Linked DNA regions of Homo sapiens: region 2 is linked to region 1. The links are chromatin contacts, found by Hi-C or POLR2A ChIA-PET in ENCODE. All regions are on one chromosome and are shown on one strand. Each heading gives the region's core, a stretch centred on a gene start or an enhancer-like site at or near the end of the contact. The rest is flanking DNA. Distances are from core to core; before and after follow the strand shown. Region 1 overlaps TACC2 (transforming acidic coiled-coil containing protein 2). Region 2 overlaps TACC2 (transforming acidic coiled-coil containing protein 2).

Region 1 (5,560 bases), core at 293-2,792:
GGTACCCTCCCAGCCTCTCCAGCCATCCCTGCTCTGGTCCACAGTGGGACTGGCCAGGCTGAAGGTGTCTTGGGGTAGCCAGGCTGGAATACAAGACTCAGCACAGACGGCCTGAAACCCAGCCTGAGGTGGTAGCTGGGGTTTGTGGCGTCACAGCCCTTGCAGTGAGGGATCACTGCTTCCCTCTGCGGGTAAACACCTCCAGGGAGCTCCCAGATTGCAGGAGTCCAGGGTGCGTGGGCCTCTGGGCTGCTATGTCTGCTCACTCCATCTCTTCGAGGTCCACCTGACAGGCTAGCACCCTGGTCTGAAGGGCAGCTGCCATAGGCACCCACACTGTACACTGGACAGAGGACTCAGTCTTGCCCATAAGTCTGGTCACAGCTTAGCAGATTCTGCAGGTCCAGCAGGCACTTCCCAGCCCCTCACCGTCCTGGCCTCAGAGCTCCACGAGGACAGGGGCCACATCTGCCACATCCACCGCAGGATCGCAACCCTGGGCCAGGCCGCCCACAGCAGGCAGAGGGGATACCGCCAAGTGTCCAACTGGCTGCAACCAAGTGTGGGAGCAGAGCCAGGGCTGGAACCCATGCTGCCTGCTCCCTCGGGGCTCCACAGAGGAAAACAGAGCCCAAGAAATAACGACCTAGGAAAGCCCAGAGCAGACCAATCCACGGGGGAACAAAAATTACAAGTGCTTGGAGGAAACCCAGCAAAACAGCAAAGTGGATTCACAGATGGAGTGACTGGCCTCCTTTGTCAAACTATTATTTGCAACAATTTGGGCAGTGGCTAAAATTAATCATTTTGTAAAAGAATGACTCAAAATGAATAATGCAAACTACCAGAGGCATTTAAGCTCCTTAAGAGAGCTATTTTGCACTTTGGAGGCTGACATGTACTCATAATCGGCAAATGGACCACTTACAAACGCAAACTACTAGTCTAACTTCGCTTTCTCAAGAAATTACACTGCTGTGCTCCCCCCTCCACCACACACATCCCACCAAGATTTTACTTAGTTTAATGCAAATTGTGGAAAGGTGGTATTGTTTGTGGTTCTGTGATTTAAGGGTACTGTTTATCAAACTGCAAGGAAGGATCTCTGTCTTAGAAAACAGTGGCGGGTGGGGGGGAGATGCTACCTTAGATCTGTGGCCCGCTGCTAATCACAACAAAGCCAGCTCTGTGACAGCTGACAGCCCTGGGATCTGATGCAGATGCCCAAGGCTACACCTGCCCCATCTCTGAGAACACCCTGGGGCAGCACAACCAAGGCTCACTCACCAAGCTCCCCCGCCTGCCCTTAACACCCACAGCTGCTCCTGTTCCTGAGGGGCCACCTGGCTGCTCCCTCCTCCCTTCCTTCTGTTGGTCCCAACTGCCATGGCCACACCCTTCCTGCGCTGGCTGGGTCCCGTTAGCCAAAGGCATCAAACAAGTGTGACTCAACAGCTCATTTAAGAAAGGCGCCCCCCTCCTTCCACCGCCTGTTGGCTCATACCCAGGGGCCGAGGAGGTCAGGCTCCCACGAGGAAACACTCAGTGACTCACCATCCAAGCCCAAGCGCTAACACATGGGCCCCCACAGACACCTCCTGGGCCCAACAGAACTTCTCCTCTTCCCTCCTGACCCTCCTCCTCCTCCCCCAATTTTCCCAGCAAGGTAGTGGCACCATCAGCCCGCCAGGCCCTGGCACTGACTTCCAGTTCTCTCATTCCCATGCCCCTCATCACCCCTTCCTGCTGAGTCACCTCCTTCTCCTTCTGGAATCTGCCCTCTCTGAGCAGGACTCCTGGGCTATCCTGCTGTGCCTGCTTTCCGTTTTGTCCCCTCAGATCCAAGGCCCCACAGCCACCAGAATGACCCAACTCAAGTTCTGATCAGGTCCTTCCACTGAGTAAAGCCCTCCCTGACTTTCCACGGCATTCGGAAGCTGGTCCTCCAGGAGCCTAGTCAAGGTCCCTTGAACTCCCCCTGAGCTGCCAGAGGGCAATGTTGCTCAAGCAAAGCGAGTAAGCAGGTAGGGGCAGCCGGCAGCCAGCTCCTCACCAACAACCCCAGTCAGCTCCCATCTGCGTTCAAGCCTCCCGTGACCAGCAGTGACTCCTCTTAAAGACATTGTTCTCAGGAAGTCGGGCCCTGAACAAATGCCCAGGACCAATCCCAGGCCTTTGCAGAACCTTCCAGACAGCTGCCAAACCCAGCCCAGAGAGAGCAGGGCACTGATATGGGGTCCGCACATTCTGTAGTCTCATTCCACCTGCTAGAGTTATCTTGCTGTCTTCCTCTGGCGGAAAGCTAGCCTGGGGCTAAACATCTGGGATGCCTTTTTCCATTTAAGGAGTTAATCAGTGTTTTCCAAACCTTATTGGAATAACGAAGAAGCTGAATTCAAATTCATGTAGAGTGTTTATATTTTTGGAAGAGGAAGGATATGTTGATTTAAGTTCAACCTGCTATTTCTTTTTGTTTAGGACAGAGCTGACAGCATATAAACCACCACGCTTTCAGCAGACAGCCATGACTTATTGATCAAGGCGTTCTTTCCTGCTAAGCCCAGCTAGACAAGACCTCAGAATCCATCGCAACACAGATCCCTAGAGAACCATTACCAATGGATCAGAGACGATGGATCTGAAGAGTTTGCTGTCCCTGAGTTAGCACCTTGCTAAGGTCCTCACAAACAACAACTGGTCCCACTGCCCATTCGGCTGCAGTCTCCAGCCACACACACAGCTCCAGGGCTCACATTCAGCCCGACAGCCCTGCAGATCCGGCCGCAGTGAGACACCGTCAGCAGCTGTTGTCCTTTGATTCCCTGGTCAGGGCTTTTGAGTCCCGCTAGGCAGATCCCTCACTGAACTGATAGCAAATTTCATTTCAGAGATTGGCTGGAGCTGCCAAATTAAGCCCTTGTGCAAGGACAAACACCAGAGTGGCCCAGGCTGTCACGGGAGGGTGATAACAGCCCCCAAGGTGCAGGCCAAACACATCAGTCCTGTTGGCCAGATGGGTGACAGCATCTTATCTCCCATTTCACATCACCATCTGGAAGGCATTTAGCACTAACAGCCCTTCCTCCCAGGCCTCTTGATTTTTTTCTTCCGAAATTCCCAAGTGCACATGATCACATAATAGGGCAAGCGTTAAGGCCGAAGACTCAGGTCATGCTGAAGGTGAGATGCAAAGTGCAGAAAGGAAAGTGCTGTGAAATTGTGGGTTTGGAGAGCCAGGCTTGGTTGATACAAATGCTGGACAGCCAGTCCCACGGAGGCCTGGGACTTGATAAAATGAGACTCAGCAATGGGAGATAGAACAGGCGTCTCTCAGAGGCAGCCACTGAAAAGCCCCAAAGCCAAAATCAGAAGGTGCTGAGAGGTGCTTGTGAATTGGCTGGAAGCTCCGAGGCAGGCACATCCAGATATTTCTGGTCGTTGGTGAGATCCACCAGCATTCGAGCACCAGCCAGTTCACGTGAGAGCGTGAGCAGCCCCAAACAAGCTGATCTGCAGATTTCCAGCGGGCGCTGGGCTCCTGCGCAGTTAACCCTGAACTGGCTGGTCAGCTCTTCCCTGGCACACGTCTATCCACTTTACCTTCACAGAGAGAGCCCGTGCTCAGAGGAGGGATGTTATTTTCAAATTTGGCACAAGCAAAACTTAAGCAGGAAGGAAAATATTCACCAAGGGAAAAGTGATAAACACCATCCCAAAACCATAGGCGAGGCTTTGGTCTGGCTTGGATCGTCCAAGTTATGAATCCCCACGCCTGGTCATCACCAGCAGCTCTGCGGGCCCAGGGGCAAGATTTCCTTATGTCCTGAGCTCTCTGGGGATGAGTCCTGGTTTACAGAGGCTACAGGGGTGGAGACACAAGGGATAAAAGGAGACTGATCTTGGATATCCAAGATTATTTATTCAGAAAGTCAAAATCTGCCTATACAGATAAAGCAGCTCAAGAAGCATGAAAAACCAAAACAAGAACAGAATCTTGTGTGAGTGTGAACCGTATGAAATTCTCAATATCTGACACTTGCCAATGTGGCAGTTCATGTGGTTCAACCCCAACAGCAGCCAGACAGACAATGGAAACTCAAAGGCTCTGAAGAAATGTAAAGGTGCACCCCAATTCACTCAGCACGCTGGGTGCTGGCTTCACAAATCTGATTCATGAATGTCAAAGTACCTTCTAAAGGTACAAAGGAATTCTGTTATTCAGAGAAGACTTTTGGGAGATCCATTTTCTAAATTAAAAATAATTCCTCCACTTTATCATTCAGTCTTTGTTTGTTTGTTTATTTTTTGAGACTGAGTTTCACTCTTATCGTCCAGGCTAGAGTACAATGGCACGATCTCGGCTCACTGCAATTTCCGCCTCCCAGGTTCAAGCAATTCTCCTGCCTCAGCCTCCCAAGTAGCTGGGATTACAGATGCCTGCCACCACGCCCAGCTAATTTTTTTACATATTTAGTAGAGACAAGATTTTGCCATGTTGGCCAGGCTGGTCTCAAACTCCTGACCTCAGGTGATCCCTGCCTTGGCCTCTCCAAGCTCTGGGATTACAGGCATAAGCCACCGCACCCAACCTATCATTCAGTTTTTAATAAGGCACCTGCTTAAATAAAGGTTCAACTAACCTTTGTGAGGTGGTTGAACTCACTTATGCATACCCATAGAGGGAAGACAAAAAAATCTTATTGTGCAGTCAGAAAAAAAAAAAATAAACTACATGATTTGGAAGCAAGAGAAGAAATAAAAGCTGTAGTCAGTATGAATTCCCGGGCCTTTCAACTTCTGACCATTTTAAACTCTGCTTCTGAATCTGGAAACTCGCTGGTGAGGCTATGACACTCAGCAGGGGCTATCCCACCTCCTTCTGTCCAAAGTCAGAGATCAGAAACTTCAGCCGCCAGCTGCTGGGCCTGGTGTCTCCCTTCCTGAGGAGCTGTGATGAGCTGCTCAAACCTGTTCACAGGTGAGGAGAAAAGCAAGCGCCTGGACAACACTGCCTTCACCTGGTGGTTCTCCAAGGACTGGAAATGCAGGTGTGGGCCCCTCCCAACACCCCCCTCAATCAGACTCTGGGAAGAGGGCAGCATATCTGGGTTGTCAGCAGGTGATTCTGATGCACACTGAAGTCTGACCCACAGACACAAGTCCAGTAAGTAATTTTTCAGCCGTGTGGGTGGGAGTCCTGAAGTTCTCAGGGGACCTCTCTGCATGGATTCTTGACTGTGGGAAAAGCACAAGAGGCTCTTGGATGTGTCCCATTTCACTGCTTAATACATAGTGGTACAGCAGCTGGAAGGTTTCATTGAAAAAACCATTCTGCTTTTTTTTTAGATGGGCCTCAGTGTGTCAACCAGGCTCTCAGCCTGGTCTCAGCTCACTGCAACCTCCATCTCCTGGGCTCAAGCAATCCTCCCACCCCAGCCTCCTGAGTAGCTGGGACTACAGGCACGCACCACCACAACCGGCTGATTTTTGTAGAGGCAGGGTTACCCAGGCTCATTCTGCTTTTTTTTTTTTTAATGAAAATACTGAACAGATGAGAGTA
Region 2 (4,964 bases), core at 728-3,227, 42 kb before region 1:
ATGAACCCAGGAGGCGGAGGTTGTAGTGAGCCAAGATCGCGCCATTGCACTCTAGCCTGGACAACAAGAGCAAAACTCAAAACTCCATCTCAAAAAAAAAAAAAAAGAAAGAAAAGAGTATGTGATAGGCCAGGCACAGTGGCTCACTCCTGTAATCCCGGCACTTTGGGAGGCCGAGGCAGGAGGATTGCTTGAGCCCAGGAGTTCCAGATCAGCCTGAGCCACATGATGAGATCCCAGCTCTACTAAAAAAAAAAAAAAAAAAAAAAAAGAATAAGTGACAGAGGAGACGGAAAAACCATAAAGAAGATGCAAGAAATCAAAGAGCAGTCAGCTCTGGCCAACCACTAGAGCTTCCCCAAGCACCTGGCAGGGGACAGACCCCCCATCGCTATCACCCCTCAGTAACATAATGGCTGTTAACGAAGGTGAGTGGGATTGCATGTACAATCAGGATAACTCCCAGTTAGGTGATAAGTAGGAAAAAAAACCCAGCAAATTAAGAAATGTGTATATAATATGAGCTTATTTCAGATAATTATATATAAACTTACACAAAGATACCTAAATACATATGTATATTCACGTACACAGATGTCTATGTACAGACACACACACATAAAAGCAACACATAGGTGCTGTTTATGTAAGTCAGAAAAAGATATTTAAACACGGGTACCAGCAACAAGGTTGCCTTCGTACAAGGGAGGATGCAGGCCCCAACAAGGCAGAGCTCAGCCACACTGCTGGGGACGCAGGGGTCTCCCCAGATGTGCTCAGCAAGTTCTTCCAAATCTCATCCAGGTCCTGGATACAATACACGGAACCCAGCTGGGATCCGGTTAGCTGGATTTTGTCCAGGGCAACATGGATTAAGGGAAGGAGCCAACAAGGAGTTTGGAAGAAACAGAGGAGTGACAAAAATGTAGCTGTCCCCCTCTGCACTGGCCAGGGAAGACACACCCACCAGGGCACCCCCCCACCCCCAGGCTGTATTATCAGGGGTGCCTCGGGGACCCCCTCCAAGTGCTCCCCCAGCCAGCAAGACACATCCATTCTGCATCGGAGGCTGATGTTCCACACTCACCAAGTGTCCTTCCGATTCCAAGTGTGGTTTCTCAGGCAGGTACCCAAGGACCAGGATGGGGGTGCCTCAGCCAGGGGCTGCGAAGTGTCAGGAATGGGAATAACCCCACGGCCGCTCACCTCAGCTGACATGTTACCGTCCCTCAGAGCTTCCTCATGACTGATCCTTACAACAGGAGAGGCACATGGGTATCATTCCCTGACTATTCACGGTTTCAGAAGGACCTATTTATTCCCCATCACCTGCGGGCACCTGGGCTGGTGAACCAGACAGATAAGCTCCCACTCTCAAGATGCTCAAGTCCTCCTGGGTTCTGAGGATGAGAACTTGGAGCCAAGCGGTTCAGCATCTTGCCTGAGAGCTCAGAACCACTCAGGGGCAAGGGCAGAGCCAAGACAGGCATACGTGTCTTCTGAGCCTCAGCCTGACCCAACTGCCCTCCCCACTCACGGAGGCTCCTGTATGTGAACAGGCTGGAGTCCTTATTTGCAAATCAGTCTCCAGTAGGTTTGGCAGCTGCAGTTTCCCAGAGCAACCTCTCCTCCAGGGGAACGAATCAGCAGAGTTTCTGCATCTAGATCCATAGCAGCCCACGGGGGCAGCCAGCCAGGACCTCCACCCTATTCTTTTGGCCCTTTCGCTCATACAAACAAGGAGGGGGTGTCTCACATGTCTATGCCATGCCATCCCAGCTGCAAAGGCCTGAGATTCTTGGAACCCGCAGGGAGTGACATGGGAAGGCTGTCACATGGAGGTCTTCCCAGACCTCTGCAGGAAAGTCAGGTCAACCCTGAATTCTGTTACTCTCATTACTCACATCCTGGGCAAAGGGCAACACCATCATAGAGCCAACGGGAGACTGAGAGGATGACTAATCTCAGGGTGGACTCTTGCAAACAGGAGGCCACAGGATTCAGAGCAGGAGCAGGTATGGCCTTAGAATCCTGGCTCCTAAGCCCCCACCCCCTGTTGTTTTTTTTGTTTGTTTTTTTGTTTTTTTTGAGACAGAGTCTCACTCTGTTACCCAGGCTGGAGTGCAGTGGCGCAATCTTGGCTCACTGCAACCTCTGCCTCCCAGGTTCAAGTGATTCTCATCCCTCAGCCACCCGACTAGCTGGGATTACAGGCACGTGCCACCACGCCCATCTAACTTTTTGTATTTTTGGTAGAGATGGGGTTTCGCCATCTTGGCCAGGCTGGTCTCGAACTCCTGGCCTCAAGCGATCCACCCACCTTGGCCTCCGAAAGAGCCAGGATTACAGATATGAGCTTAGAAGCCACCAGGCCCGACCTGGCTCCTAAGCTGTTTACATCGAATGTATCTTCACCTATGTGTCTCTGTGTGTCTTTGAACCTGCCTCTGACTCTACCTGCGCCTGAGTCTCCGCCTCTTGTATATCTACCTTTCTTTCTCCACGCCATGCCCCCTCACTCTTCTCCCTATCTAGTCAAAATGAAGAAAAGCACATCTGGAAGCTGCCCTGCTGATGAGAATCCCGCTTATTCCAGCAATAATTAAAGCTCACGTGTTTTGACTTTATAACTCGTCATTTAGTTTTGCCTTAAAAGCGGTACTTCAACACCTTGCAAATATGGGGAAAGGATTTGAAGGCTCTTAGTGCACAGGACAATCACGCCCCTGCATTCATCTCTTGGTAATGTTTCTCTCCGTGGAAACCCATTACTGAGTCCTGCTGAGAAGTCATTGTTTTTAACAAACACAGACACACCTTACATGCAGTTTGCAAACCAGTTGGCTAAATCCCAAGCAACTCAGAAATCGTGGTGAGCTCCTGGTGGGAGCCAAGCAGCTGGAATTTTAATCAGGCATCACACCCTCCCTGCCATGGATAACATGCTCCTGAATGAGGCCTTCAGAGGCCTGAAGCTTTGCCTGATTCAGAGAGAACCTGCGTCCAGAGCAGGTTTCATGTTTGGTCTATTTCACGCATCCAAAAATTGATAGTTCTCAGGGTCCTGCCCAGAGTAGCTGCTCAACAAATACCTCCCACAGCGTTTCTCCCTAATCAAAAAGGCAAACTCTCCAGAGTTCTTTCCCTGCTCTGCTAAATATGGCAACCTGTGGTCTACTGTGTGTCTCAACGAGTCTCAATCATGATTTGGCACATAGAAATAAAGTGAGCAAACCCAGATGTGGGATGGAGAAGCTACAACAGCTTAGTAGAAAGCCTGAAAATCTAGAAAGTCTTAAAAGCTTATTTTCTACTGCAGTCTGCAAGCAGTGCAATAAAGCAGTACAATCACGAGGAAGGAAGACTTAAATCTTTTGTTCCTTTCTTCTAACCTCTTTACATGATAAAAAAAAGAAAAAGAATAGCTGGTAAACAGCACACTAATTGTAGGGAATAAGTATTGTTCAATGCCTTGAAAATGTGCTTTTCCTGCTTCCGATGTTTTCACACTGTTCTCTCATACATAATGCAGCATCCTCAACTCACTCTTTAACCCACTTATTAAAAATTCTGAAATGATAAAGTCTAAATTAAAGCACTTAATATACGAATTACACGATTCTGACATCTTGTAGGAGAAAACAGCACCACAGCCATCAAATATGAGCATCAACTGATCTGGTTCCAAATTCATGAGAGGTGAGTAACTTTGGACAGGTTACTTAACATCCCTGGACCTCAGTTTCTTTGTCTATGCAATGGGCAACAGTAGGTAGTAGATGGGTTGCTTTCAGAGCTGAGTTTATATTTGTAAAGCACCTTGCACAATCCCAGGCACTTAGAAGGTATTTACTGGCTCCAGTCCTCAAAGTGTTAAAATTCTACCACCAAAATTATTGCATCTTTCACCTTAACACAATAAAGAAACATAAAGCACGGCCATGCTCCCAGTAGCCAGGGGACAGCTGTACCAATGATTCATGAGTTTACAGAGCGATGCAAAAAGAATGTGATTTTCTTGCTCTTCCCACACATCCAACAATGCCCCCTCCAACATGCACACACAGACACATACTGCTAAAGTGGCTGTGGGCGAGGAATTGTAAAACTAAGCAATAAATTTCACTTGAATATTTACTGAATTAATTCACAGCCACTCAAGAGAGAAACTGTAATCAGCCAAACAGAAGAAGGGCTGGCTGGCATTGTTTGTTCTAGGCTCTAGGATGCCTTAAAATTTCTCCCTCTTGGCCGGGCGCGGTGGCTCATGCCTGTAATCCCAGCACTTTGGGAGGCTGAGGTGGGTGGATCACCTGAGGTCAGGAGTTCAAGACCAGCCTGGGCAACATGGTGAAACCCTGTCTCTACTAAAAATATAAAAATTAGGTGGACATGGGGGCGCGTGCCTGTAATCCCAGCTGAGGCAGGAGAGGCTGAGGCAGGAGAATCGCTTGAGCCTGGGAGGCAGAGGTTTGCAGTGAGCCGAGACTGCGCCATTGCACTCCATCCAGCCTCGGCAACAGAGCGAGACTCCGTCTCAAAAAAAATAAAAAATAAAATAAGTTATTCCTCTTGCACTCCCTGGGAAGGGAGGCTTCTCAAAGCTGAGACATGAAGAGTGAAAAAAGAGTCAGTCATTAGAACTCGAGGGAAGAGGCCGGGTGCGGTGGCTCATGCCTGTAATCCCAGCACTTCGGGACGCCGAGGCAGGTGGATCACAAGGTCAGGAGATCGAGACCATCCTGGCTAACATGGTGAAACCTCGTTTCTACCAAAAACACAAAAAAATTAGCCGGGTGTGGTGGCGGGCGCCTGTAGTCCCAGCTACTCGGGAGGCTGAGGCAGGAGAATGGCGTGAACCTGGGAAGCGGAGCTTGCAGTGAGCTGAAATTGCGCCACTGCACTCCAGCCTGGGCGACAAAGCCAGACTATTAACCCAAAAAAAAAAAAAAAGAACTGGGGGG

Evidence for each region. A loop is a pair of places that touch in the nucleus more often than their neighbours do. ChIA-PET counts read pairs that join two places held with the same protein, here RNA polymerase II (POLR2A). Pooled maps may share reads with other maps.
Region 2: a map of endothelial cell of umbilical vein shows a loop between it and region 1 (4-fold over the local background). The contact joins two enhancer-like sites. A Hi-C loop is called at or near these places in 12 of 168 maps with a recorded cell type or tissue (HepG2, cardiac septum, endothelial cell of umbilical vein and 5 more) and 7 of 50 pooled maps. POLR2A ChIA-PET finds 5 or more read pairs at or near these places in 4 of 52 experiments (GM10248, Panc1, SK-N-SH and 1 more).

Annotation. Positions count from the first base shown.
Region 1 is chr10:122,137,258-122,142,817 of GRCh38, reverse strand. The region is part of intron 6 of TACC2 (transforming acidic coiled-coil containing protein 2); the gene reads right to left. Among named protein-coding and RNA genes, the nearest start is that of BTBD16, 130 kb to the left of the region's middle. RefSeq lists enhancers at 1,350-1,644, 1,370-1,664. Within about 2 kb of position 1,542, at least 22 of the 41 ENCODE cell types and tissues checked have a DNase peak (open chromatin) inside an H3K27ac peak, as active enhancers do; they include endothelial cell of umbilical vein and right lobe of liver, where a contact is called at or near this core.
Region 2 is chr10:122,180,329-122,185,292 of GRCh38, reverse strand. All of the region lies in intron 7 of TACC2 (transforming acidic coiled-coil containing protein 2), which reads right to left. Among named protein-coding and RNA genes, the nearest start is that of BTBD16, 88 kb to the left of the region's middle. RefSeq lists an enhancer at 4,420-4,957. Within about 2 kb of position 1,977, at least 6 of the 41 ENCODE cell types and tissues checked have a DNase peak (open chromatin) inside an H3K27ac peak, as active enhancers do; they include endothelial cell of umbilical vein and right lobe of liver, where a contact is called at or near this core.